Regions from separate parts of the Homo sapiens genome. Here region 1 is linked to region 2. The links are chromatin contacts, found by Hi-C in ENCODE. All regions are on one chromosome and are shown on one strand. Each heading gives the region's core, a stretch centred on a gene start or an enhancer-like site at or near the end of the contact. The rest is flanking DNA. Distances are from core to core; before and after follow the strand shown. Region 1 holds the start of TSN (translin). Region 2 holds the start of TMEM177 (transmembrane protein 177).

Evidence for each region. A loop is a pair of places that touch in the nucleus more often than their neighbours do. Pooled maps may share reads with other maps.
Region 1: a map of CD8-positive, alpha-beta T cell shows a loop between it and region 2 (6-fold over the local background). The contact joins the promoter of TSN here to the promoter of TMEM177 in region 2. A Hi-C loop is called at or near these places in 2 of 168 maps with a recorded cell type or tissue (CD4-positive, alpha-beta memory T cell and CD8-positive, alpha-beta T cell) and 10 of 50 pooled maps.

The regions. Positions count from the first base shown.
Region 1 is chr2:121,752,685-121,757,714 of GRCh38, reverse strand. It overlaps TSN (translin), which reads right to left and starts at 2,064. Exons shown (of 6, transcript NM_004622.3): 1 at 1,870-2,064; 2 at 382-475. The coding sequence starts at 1,935. RefSeq lists an enhancer at 2,010-2,199.
Region 2 is chr2:119,674,898-119,680,450 of GRCh38, reverse strand. TMEM177 (transmembrane protein 177) reads right to left here and starts at 1,250. Exons shown (of 2, transcript NM_030577.3): 1 at 1,175-1,250. RefSeq lists a silencer at 1,174-1,403.

The DNA of each region.
Region 1 (5,030 bases), core at 815-3,314, 2.1 Mb before region 2:
ACTGCACTCCAGCCTGGGCAACAAGAGTGAAACTCCGTCTCAGAAAAAAAAAAAATTAAAAAAATAATAATAAACCCTTTTCCCGCTTACCCTGAGAATACTGTGCTGGCAGAGAGCTGCACTTTTTTTTTCTAAACAGGAAATGGGTTAAGCAATTGTAATTATCATCAGTAGAATGCCCTCGCAATAGAAAACATCTCTGTTTAAACCATACTGTGTGGAAGTGGAAGAAAAATCAACCAAAATTATCAAATCACCTACTTCTTCAATTTTTACTCACCATAAAGCATGATAGCCATTTTTCATTATAAAATGTCTTCTGGATAGAAACTCTCCCTCTAAATAAGAGACTGATAATTGGATACAAAACAAAGAACTTACTGTCCTGAAACCCAGCACCCTGATGGACCCCTTGCAGTAGAGTTAAAATCTCTCGAGCTGTTTGTTCTAAACTCTGTACAACTTTTCTGATTTCCTAGAGAGAATTAAAAATAAAAATCAGATACTCAACAGAATCATTGTCATACACTCACACAAAACACATTAGATAGCTTATGTGATCTATCATAACCAAGTTTGAATCCTGACTTTTCCACTTATTTCCTCTGTAAGACTTCAAAAAGTCACTAAAAAGCCTTAGATTCCTCAGATACCCTTTAAAGAATAATAGCCACCCATTAAACCCAAGTATTCAATTGGGACATTATAATGGATGACGTGTGTGAACGCAACTTGCAAAATGAAGAGTTAAATGCAACACAAGAGTCGGGTATTTCTAATTCTTTTTTCTTTTTTTTTTTTTTTTTGAGACGGAGTCTCGCTCTGTCACCCAGGCTGGAGTGCAGTGGCGCGATCTCAGCTCACCGCAACCTCCGCCTCCCGGGTTCACGCCATTCTCCTGCTTCAGCCTCCCGAGTAGCTGGGATTACAGGTGTGCGCAACCATGCCCAGTTAATGTTCTTTTATATTTTTAGTAGAGACAGGGTTTCCCCATGTTGGCCAGGCTGGTCTCAAACTCCTTACCTCAGGTGATCTGGCCGCCTCGGCCTCCCAAAATGCTGGAATTACAGGCATGAGGCGCCGCTCCCCGCCTCTAATTCATTTTTAAAATATTCACTGAGCATACTTATGTGCGAGGCACTGTGTAAATACCGGGGAACCAAGCACACAATCCCTTCCCTCTGGCGGTTTAACATACAATGAGGGAGAAGATTTTTTTAAAATAATCAATATTACACACATTAAAAAAAGTTAATGTGCTACTAGAAAACATAACAGGAAATAGATCGCTTAGACTGTGACGCCAATGAGATAAATACGAGACAATCAGGAAAAGAACGGGAAAGAAGCAAATTCCAGGAAAAGCAAACAGGCAGGAAGCTATTTGGGGCACTAGAAGAGGTAAAGTGAACATCATACACAAAGACAGAGAGCATAAACGAGATTGAAGAGAAACCATGTGAGCCACAGTAGAGTCTGATTTTTTATCCTGTGTGGCATAGGAAATCACAGGAGAGTTTTAAGCAGATCACATGTGCTTTTAAGACACCAACAAAAATACACGAAACGCTCATTCGCTGAAGACCAGGTGCTAATCGAGCCTTCGATATAAACAAGTGCTGAAAAGAAGGAAAACTGACACAAACGAGGCAAGTGATGCTGAGAAGCTGAGACTCGAACACGGGGAATCAGGACAGAGCAGCAAAATTTTGGGCGGGGGCGGGGAGTGCCTAACCTAAAGCTAGAGGGGAAGCAACCCACCCTCGGAGGCGTCCCCACCGCCCGAGACTGAGCGACAGAGGAGGGCCGGGCGAAGTGGCCCAACTAGGCATGGAAAGGCAAAGGGAATGGGGAAGGGAGGGGGCTCGCCTCTCGGATGTCCTGCTCGGCAGCCAAAAAGCCCTGCAGCTCCACGAAGATCTCGCTCACAGACATGGCGCCGGCTGCACAACAATCAGCCAGTGTAGCAAGGGCGGCCAAGGAAGTGGACGCCGCAGGCAACCAGCGCAATCAATCGCAACGGCCGCCGCTACCGCCGCGTCCCCCCGGTCTTACGCCACGACCGTCGCTAGGGTCCTCCGAGGCTCGCGGCGCGCCGGAGGACGGGCTGTCCGCCGCGCTGCCTGAGGCGCCGTCCGCTGCGTTCGGAACCGAGGCGCGCGTCCAAAGGGCAGAGGAGAGGGAGAGTGGGCGGGGCCTCAGTCTGAGGCCTTCAGACAGGCATCGCCAGAAACAACCTGCGAAGGCGGCCCTCGGAGCACGTGGGCCTGAGGGAGGGCGGGGACGGGCGTGTAGGTGGTGCGGGCAAGTGGGGCTGGTTAGCTTATATGTGTGTATTTATTTCATACACAACAACAGTTGGAGGGAAATATTTGACAACGAAAGAGTATGCACAAAAAACAGGTGCAGAAGAATGTAGAGAGAGTTCAGCCTTCGTGAGAGAGTAGGGGGCCAGTGCATTTCCAAAAAAAAGGAAAATAAAAGTAACGTATGTAGGACTGTGAGTAGGGAATGGATTGGGAGCGAAAATTTTCTGTGTAGATCTTTTAATGTCTTCTCTGTATGGCTGTATTACCTATTTTTAAATTAAACGGCTTTTTTAAGCGTGTGCGGTGGGATGTTTCTCTTTCCACTCACACCTTGTCCTAATTCCCCTTCCATGCCCTATAACGGTTTCCCCTTTCATGCCCTATAACGGTTTCCCCTTTGTTCTTGAAGAGTTATTTCATACACACATACTGTGTGTGTGTTCTTGAACAGTTATTCCATACACAAATACAGTGTGTGTGTGTGTTGCACTCGCCAGATGAATTGGAATGATTCTTATCAACTAAATGATAATTTATTGCTTGCTTTGTTTCTGACATTATTCTAAACTCTTTACATGAAGGATCATATTTAATTCTCATTATATGAGAATAATTTCATGTCCATGAAGAAGACAGTAAGACCACTAGCACCTACATTTTTAAAAAACTATCGGCCGGGCGCAGTGGCTCACACCTGTAATCCCAACACTTTGGGAGGCCAAGGCGGGCAGATCACAAAGTCAGGAGTTCGAGACCAGCCTGACCAACATGGTGAAACTCCGTCTCTACTAAAGATACAAAAACTAGCCGGGCGTGGTGGCGCGCGCCTGTAATCCCGGCAACTCGGGAGACTGAGGCAGAAGAATCGCTTGAACCCGGGAGGCACAGGTTGCAGTTAGCCGAGATCACACCACTGCACTATAGCCTGGGCAACAGACTCCGTCTCAAAAAAAATAAAAAACCCTTTCTTATCTCGTGTTTGTTCTCCCAAAACCCATTCGTCTGTCCTAAAGAATCCTATTTGTTCTCATACAAACTTTCGTCACCTCTCCGTTTTACCTAGAGTTAGGCACACAAGCCACTAACTGGTTTTTTGTTTCTTTCTTTTCTTGTGTGGTTTTCGTTATTGTTGTTTTGTTCTGTTTCATTTTTTGGTCTCATTACGTTGCCCAGTCGGGTCTTGAACTCCTGGGCTCAAGAAATCCTCCTGCCTCAGCCTTTCAAAATGCTGGGATTACAGGTATCAACCACTGCGCCCAGACATAAACCTCTAACCATTTAGTAGGCTAGCTACTTATTTTGCTAGCTCCAGCATCCATGCAAATAAGCCTTTTTTGGGAGTGTCCTATAAAAAGTTTAATTAGACCCTATTAGTCGATGGTGTTGTTGAGTTCTTATATGCCCATGCTGATTTTCTGTTCCGTTAATCTGTCTTTTGTCAGTTTAATTTGCAGGCCCTGGCTGGGCATGGTGGCTCACACCTGTAATCCCACCACTTTAAGAGGCTAACGAGGAGGATCACTTGAGCCCAAGAGTTCGAGACCAGCCTGGGCAACATAGTGAGACCGCCATCTCTACAAAAAATGTTTTGAAAATTGGCTGAACATGGTAGCGCATGCCTGTGGTCCCAGCTACTTCAGAGGCTGAGGTGGGAGGATCACTTGAGCTCAGGATGCCACGGCTGCAGTGAGCCATGATTGTGCCACTGCACTCAAGCCTGGGTGACAGAGTGAGACCCTGCCTCAAATAAATAATTTTTTGGAGGCCCCCATAAACTGAACAAAATATAATAAAGAGAAAGCTTTTCCTTCCCAATACTAGCTTCATAAAGAACTGGAAAGTGTTCCCTTCTGGTCTATTATCTGGAAGAGCTTATGCAGATTGCTGTTTGTTCTTTAAGTAGTTGTAGAATTCTCTGCTGAAACCTTCTCCAACGAAACCTTCTTTGGAGATCTCTTTTGGGGAATTTTTATTGCAAATTCAATTTCCTAATAGTCATAGTGCTACTCAAAGTATCTTTTTCTTTAAGAGATGGGGTCTCGCTCTGTCAGCAGGTGATTCTTCTGCCTCAGCCTACCCAGTAGCTGGGACTATAGGCACATGCCACCACACCTGGCTAATTTTTGTCTTTTTTGGTAGAGATGGGGTCTGGCTATGTTGCCCAGGCTACAAAGTATCTATTTAATATTGGGTGAGCTATGGTAGCTGTGTTTTTTTAAAGGAATTGGTTCATTTAGTCTAAGTCATTTATTTGAATAGAGTTGTTTATAGTATTTCCTTATATTCTTTTGTCATCTTCAGGCTCTCTAGTGCCACCCTGTATTTCATTCCTGATAGAAAGAATTTATCCATTTTCTCTGTTTCTCTTTGTCAATCTTGCTGGAGGTTTATCCACTTTATTGATCTCTTAAAATAACTAGTTCTCTGTTTAATTTTTTTTTTTTTTTGAGATGGAGTCTCTGTCACTTGGGGTGGAGTGCAGTGACGTGATCTCGGCTCACTGCAACCTCCGCCTCCTGGGTTCATATGATTCTCCTGCCTCAGCCTCCCGAGTAACTGGGATTACAGGCGCGCTCCGCTGCACCCAGCTGATTTTTGTATTTTTAGTAGAGATGGGGTTTCACCATGTTGCCCGGGCCGGCCTTGAACTCCTGACCTCAGGTGACCCACCCACCTCAGCCTCCCAAAGTGCTGGGATTACAGGCATAAGCCACCATGCCC
Region 2 (5,553 bases), core at 1-2,500:
ATTACTAATTTATAAGGAAAAACGTGTTCAATTTATTGAGTGCTTACTATATGCTAGACTCAGTTCTGAGCACTCTTACCGATTGAACCCTCACAACCCCATGACCTAATTACTACAGCTAACCCTATTTCAAAGCTGTGAAAACTTAAATGGCCAAAATCCTAAGCTAGTGAAGTGACAGTGTTATGGGCTGCACTGTGTCTCCTCCTCCTCCCCAGTTCATATATTTAAGTCCTAACCCCCAGTACCTCAGACTGTGGCTGTATTTGGAGACAGGGTCTTTAAGGAGATAATTAAGATAAAATGAGGCCATCAGTATGGATCCTAATCCAATTTGACTGGTGTACTTATAAGAAGAGATTAGGATGCAAACAGGCACAGCAGGAAGATCATGTGAGGATCCAGGGAAAAGGCTACCACCTACAAGCCAAGAAGGGAGGTCTCAGAAGACACCAACCCTGTTAACACCCTGGTCTTGAACTTCCAGCCTCCATAACTCCCAGAGGACAAATTTCTGCTGGTTGGGCCACCCAGTCTCCGGTACTTCGGCATGGCAGCTCTAGCAAGCTAACACAGGCATAGTCAGGTGTCCACAGCAAACTTTTTGTTTTAGAAAACTTGTTATGCCAAATTACAAGCATATACCAAAGTAGACAAAATAGTACATCCATCAACTTCAATCCCATCAACTCATGGCCAATCTTGTTTGATTTCTCTTTCCACCACACTTCCGTCCAACTGGTTTATTTTGAAACATCCCCGGGCATCCTATCACTTCATCCGTGAATACGTCAGTAAAAATTCACAATTATTTCACTTTGATTGAAACTTACTGTATTCCTGTCCGTGAAAAGTGCTTAATGAGCAACGAATGAGTTGCCGCAAACAAAAACGCAGGGTACCGCTTGGCCTATCTTAATCAAGAACTCCTATAAGAATCATTATCATTCGGGCTTTTTTTTTTTCCCAATGCGGAAAGTGAGGCTAAGAAAGGAAAGGTCTGGACCAAAGTCCAACGTCCCTAGGGCCATCGCGCTGCGGGGTGGGCCTAGAACACAGTACCATGCAGCCCGCCGGTGGCTGGGGGAGGAGGGGCTGCAGGAGCCCCGCAGAGGGGTCCTCGCTACGCTTCCACTCTGGGCCCCTAGGCTACTCCGCAGTCTGAACGCGTTACCGGGTCGCATCAGGCCGGAGAAGGGTCCCTCCCGCTCGTCCGTGCGCTCACCTCCGCCGCCGCTCGGAACGCCTACATGTGCGCGCGGCAGGGCGGCCGCAAAGCACGCCGGCCGGGGATCTGGGGGCGGGGACTTCGGGAGGCGGAGCTCGCCGGCCCCGGATCTTGGGATGGGGACTTCAGGGGGCGGAGCTCGCCGGCCGGAGATCTCGGGGCGAGGATTTCAGGGAGGGGAGCTCGCTCGACGGGTCTGGGGGCGGGACTCTTGGGGGTGTGGCTGGGGGGGCCTCAAGGGGATGTCCGTGGGGGGCTCCGGCCGCCGCAGAGGCTCCTTCTCTAACTGTGCACCTTGGGGTGGGTCCGCTAGCACTTCCTCCTCTGCGTTGAAATGCGTCTTTGATTAATACAAAAATTAGCTGGGCGTGGTGGCGCACGCCTGTAGTCCCCAGCTGCTGGGGAGGCTGAGGCAGGAGAATCGCTTGAACCTGGGAGGCAGAGGTTGCAGTGAGCCGAGAATACGCCACTGCACTCCAACCTGGGCGACAGAGCGAGACTCCGTCACACACACACACACACACACACACCCCGGTGTCTTTGATCATGCCACACACACACACACACACACCCCGGTGTCTTTGATCATGCCACACACACACACACACACACACATACCCTGGTGTCTTTGATCATGACACACACACACACACACACCCACCCCGGTGTCTTTGATCATCACACACACACACACACACACACACACACATCCCGGTGTCTTTGATCATGCCGTTGAACCCCCGAAGGAACGGCAGCCCCGCGTGGGTCACCAGGCGGCCTATGGCAGGGCCCCCATCAGAACCCATGCCCATCTGACTGGCCGGCCCGTGTACTTCTCCGTCTGGAAGCGCTCACCCTTGGCGGGGAGCTCTGAGCTTTATGTTTATTACCATGTTCGCTGCCCCCCAAGCTCCTCCCAGGTGCTTCACACTGTACAGTCCACAGAGCAGCGTGCCATCTGTCATTTCTCCTTTCCAGCTGCTCTGTGAGGTAGATGAGGGATCATCTAATCTGTGCACCAAATCCAGCTCTCCACCTGCTTTTGTAAATAAAGTTTTCTTGGAACACAGCCATGCCCAATCCTTTACAGAGGGTGAAAACAGACTGCCTAGGGTTAAAGCCGGGCTCCACCCCTTACTAGCTGTGTGATAAAATGAGTTGGTGTATATGTAACCTGTGCCTCACGGTTTGTGCCGCCTAGCCATTAGCTATTATTATTAAAGTCTGTTCTGTTTCTGAGCCCCCCCCCCCAATTTTGGCTGCTCAGTTGTTTGTATGTAAATAGTGCAATGTGACCTCAGCCAAAGCCAGAATGTGGGACATTCTACAGGGCAAATGACGTGGTTTATCCAACAAATCAATGGCATAAACAGGGAAGGAGGGGGACTCAAAAGAAAAGAGACTTGAGAGTCATTGCAGTTAAATGCAATATGTGACTTTTATTGGGATCCTGAACCAAATAAACTAACTGTAAAAAAGACACCTTGGGCTGGGCGCGGTGGCTTACGCCTGTAATCCTGGCACTTTGGGAGGCCAAGGAGGGCAGATCACCTGAGGTCAGGAGTTCAAGACCAGCCTGGCCAACATGGTGAAACTCCGTCTCTACTAAAATACAAAAATTAGCCAGGCATGGTGGCACACGCCTATAATCCTAGCTATTCAGGAGGCTGAGACGGGAGAATCGCTAAAACCTGGGAGATGGTGGTTGCAGTAAGCCGAGATTGTGCCACTGCACTCCAGCCTGGGTGGCTAAGTGAGACTCTGTCTCAAACAAACAAAGGAACAAACAAACAAACAAAAGGCATCTTGGAGAAATTTGAATTTGGATTTGAATATTAGATGATATTAATGAATTATTGCTTATTTCATCAGATGGGATGATGACATGGAGTTTATATAAACCAAAAAATTCTTACTAGAGATGCATACTGAAGTGTTTACAGGTGAAATGACACAATGTCTACTATTTGATTCAAAATATTCCAACGAAACCAAATCCAAACAACAACAACAACAAAAAAACAGGGGCACAGATGAAACAACATTGACAAAGTGTTAGTTATTGTGAAGCTGCATGACAGGTTCAGGGATCTTCATCATACCATGCTCTACTTTTGTGTGTGTTTGGAAATTTCCATAATAAAAAGTTTAAAAAAATTTTTTAAAGTAGGCTGGCCAGTTGGACTCCATCAAAATGAAAAACTTTTGTGCATGAAAAATACTATCAAGAAAAGTGGAAAGACAATCCACAATAGGAGAAAATATTTACAAATCATAGATCTGATAAGGGTGTAGTATCCAGAATATATAAAGAACTCTTAGCAACTCAACAAGCCAATTAATAAATGGGCAAATGACTTGAGTAGACATTTCTCAAAAAATATATACAAATATATGCCAAAAAGCATATAAAAATGTGCTCACTAGTATCAGTCACTAGGGCTGATCACAGAGCGGCTAGGGAAATGCAAATCACCACAATGAGATATTATTCACAACCACTGGATTTCTATAAGGAAAAAGAAAACCTAGAAAATAATATATGTTGGAGAGGATGTGGAGAAACTGAAACCCTCATACATTGCTGGTGGGAATGTAAAATGGTGCAGCCACTGTAGAAAACAGTTTAGAGCTTCCTCAAAAAGTTAACCTTAAGCTAAGCTAGGCTCAGTGGCTTGTGCCTGTAGTCCCAGCTACTTAGAAGGCCGAGGTGGATTGCTTGAGGCCAAGAGTTCGAGGCCAGCCTGGGGAACATAGTGAGACCCTGTTTTCTAAAAAAAAATAGTAATTTTTTTAAAAAGTTAAACTTAGAATTACCATATGAATCAGCTATCCACTCCTAGAAATATACCCAAAATAATTGAAAACAGGCACTCAAACAAATACTTGTACCTAAATGTTCATAGCAATGCTATTTACACTAGTGAAAATGTAGAAATCAAAATGTTCATCAACTGATGAATGGATAAACAAATTATGGCATAGTTCATGCAACGGAATATTAGTTAGTCATAAAAAAGAATAAATACTGAGCCATGCTACAACATGGATGACCTTACAAACATTATGCTAAGTGAAAGACGCTAGACACAAAAGGACAAAGACTGTATCATTCCATTTATATAAAATGTCCGGAATAGGCAAATCCACTGAGACAGAGAGCAGGTTAGTGGTTGCTAAGGGATGAGGGAGGGGGTAAATGGGAGTGACTGCTAACAGGTACGGGGCTTCTTTTTGCAGTGATGAAATGTTTGTGTATTAGATAGTAGTGATGGTTGCACAACATGGTGAATAGACTAAAACCCGTAAATTTTTACCCTTTACAATGGTTAAAATGGTAAATTTTAAGTAATGTGCATTTAATCTCAATTTAAAAAATGCATATATATGTAGGTTGGCCAATCCTACCGCAGAGCTGATAGAACATTTATCAACCGTTCAACTGAAGCACCTGGGAGAGTTATTTTTCAGGAGTCAGGAGTGAGAACCCATGGGGTAGGCAGGTGTTTTGCCTGAAGCTGGGCTTCCCAGTCAGAGTGTGTGGTCATCTGCATCCCGTGCTTGCAGGTACAACCATCTCCAACAGCTCCTCCTTCATCGCTTTCTGAATATCTGAAATGCTCCCACTTATGTGTTCTTACACTTATTCATTCAGCTCCTACCCTGTGCCAAGTGATGGGGGCAAAACACCGATAAGAAAAAGTCACAGTCCTCCGTAGCTCCCTGATCATTAAAGCAGACACATGAACCCCTGGGAGCAAAGAGTCCTCCCCTCTTCCCTCTGGTAGGGCCACAAAGGAGGTAACGGCCACTTCTCCACAGGGTGGTTCCCGGGTATCTGAACTCTAGAAGACTCTTTGGAATTTATGGGTGGTCAAAGGGGCAGGTTGGAGTGCTTTTCCTGTAGAGACTGGTGAGGTGAGAGTTGGTCCAATCCCAGCTCTCAGCCAGATCCTCTCCTGAGTGCAGAAGTGGATGGCATTGAGAAAGAAGCAGCCACAACAAAACGGGCAAGGCCCCAGAGGGAAGCACCTTGGGTGACTTTAGGTTTAGGAGGCAGGCTCTCAGAGCTGAAGCTTATATGGTTCCAAAACCTCCTTACAACCCTCTAGGTGAGGCCAGAGTGTTGCAAATGTCCAGCCCCGTCAGCACAGGCTGCCCGGCTGCCCGGCTGCCAGCTGGGTGGGAGGCAGCACTGAGCTGCTGCTGTTTGTCGGGATTCAGGAATGGCTGTGACAGATCTCTTGTCCCTTCTCCTCCTCTGCTGGGATTCTCCTTTTCAGGAATGTCCTACTCTAGGTCTGGGGCTGGCTGTGGTCTGCTCC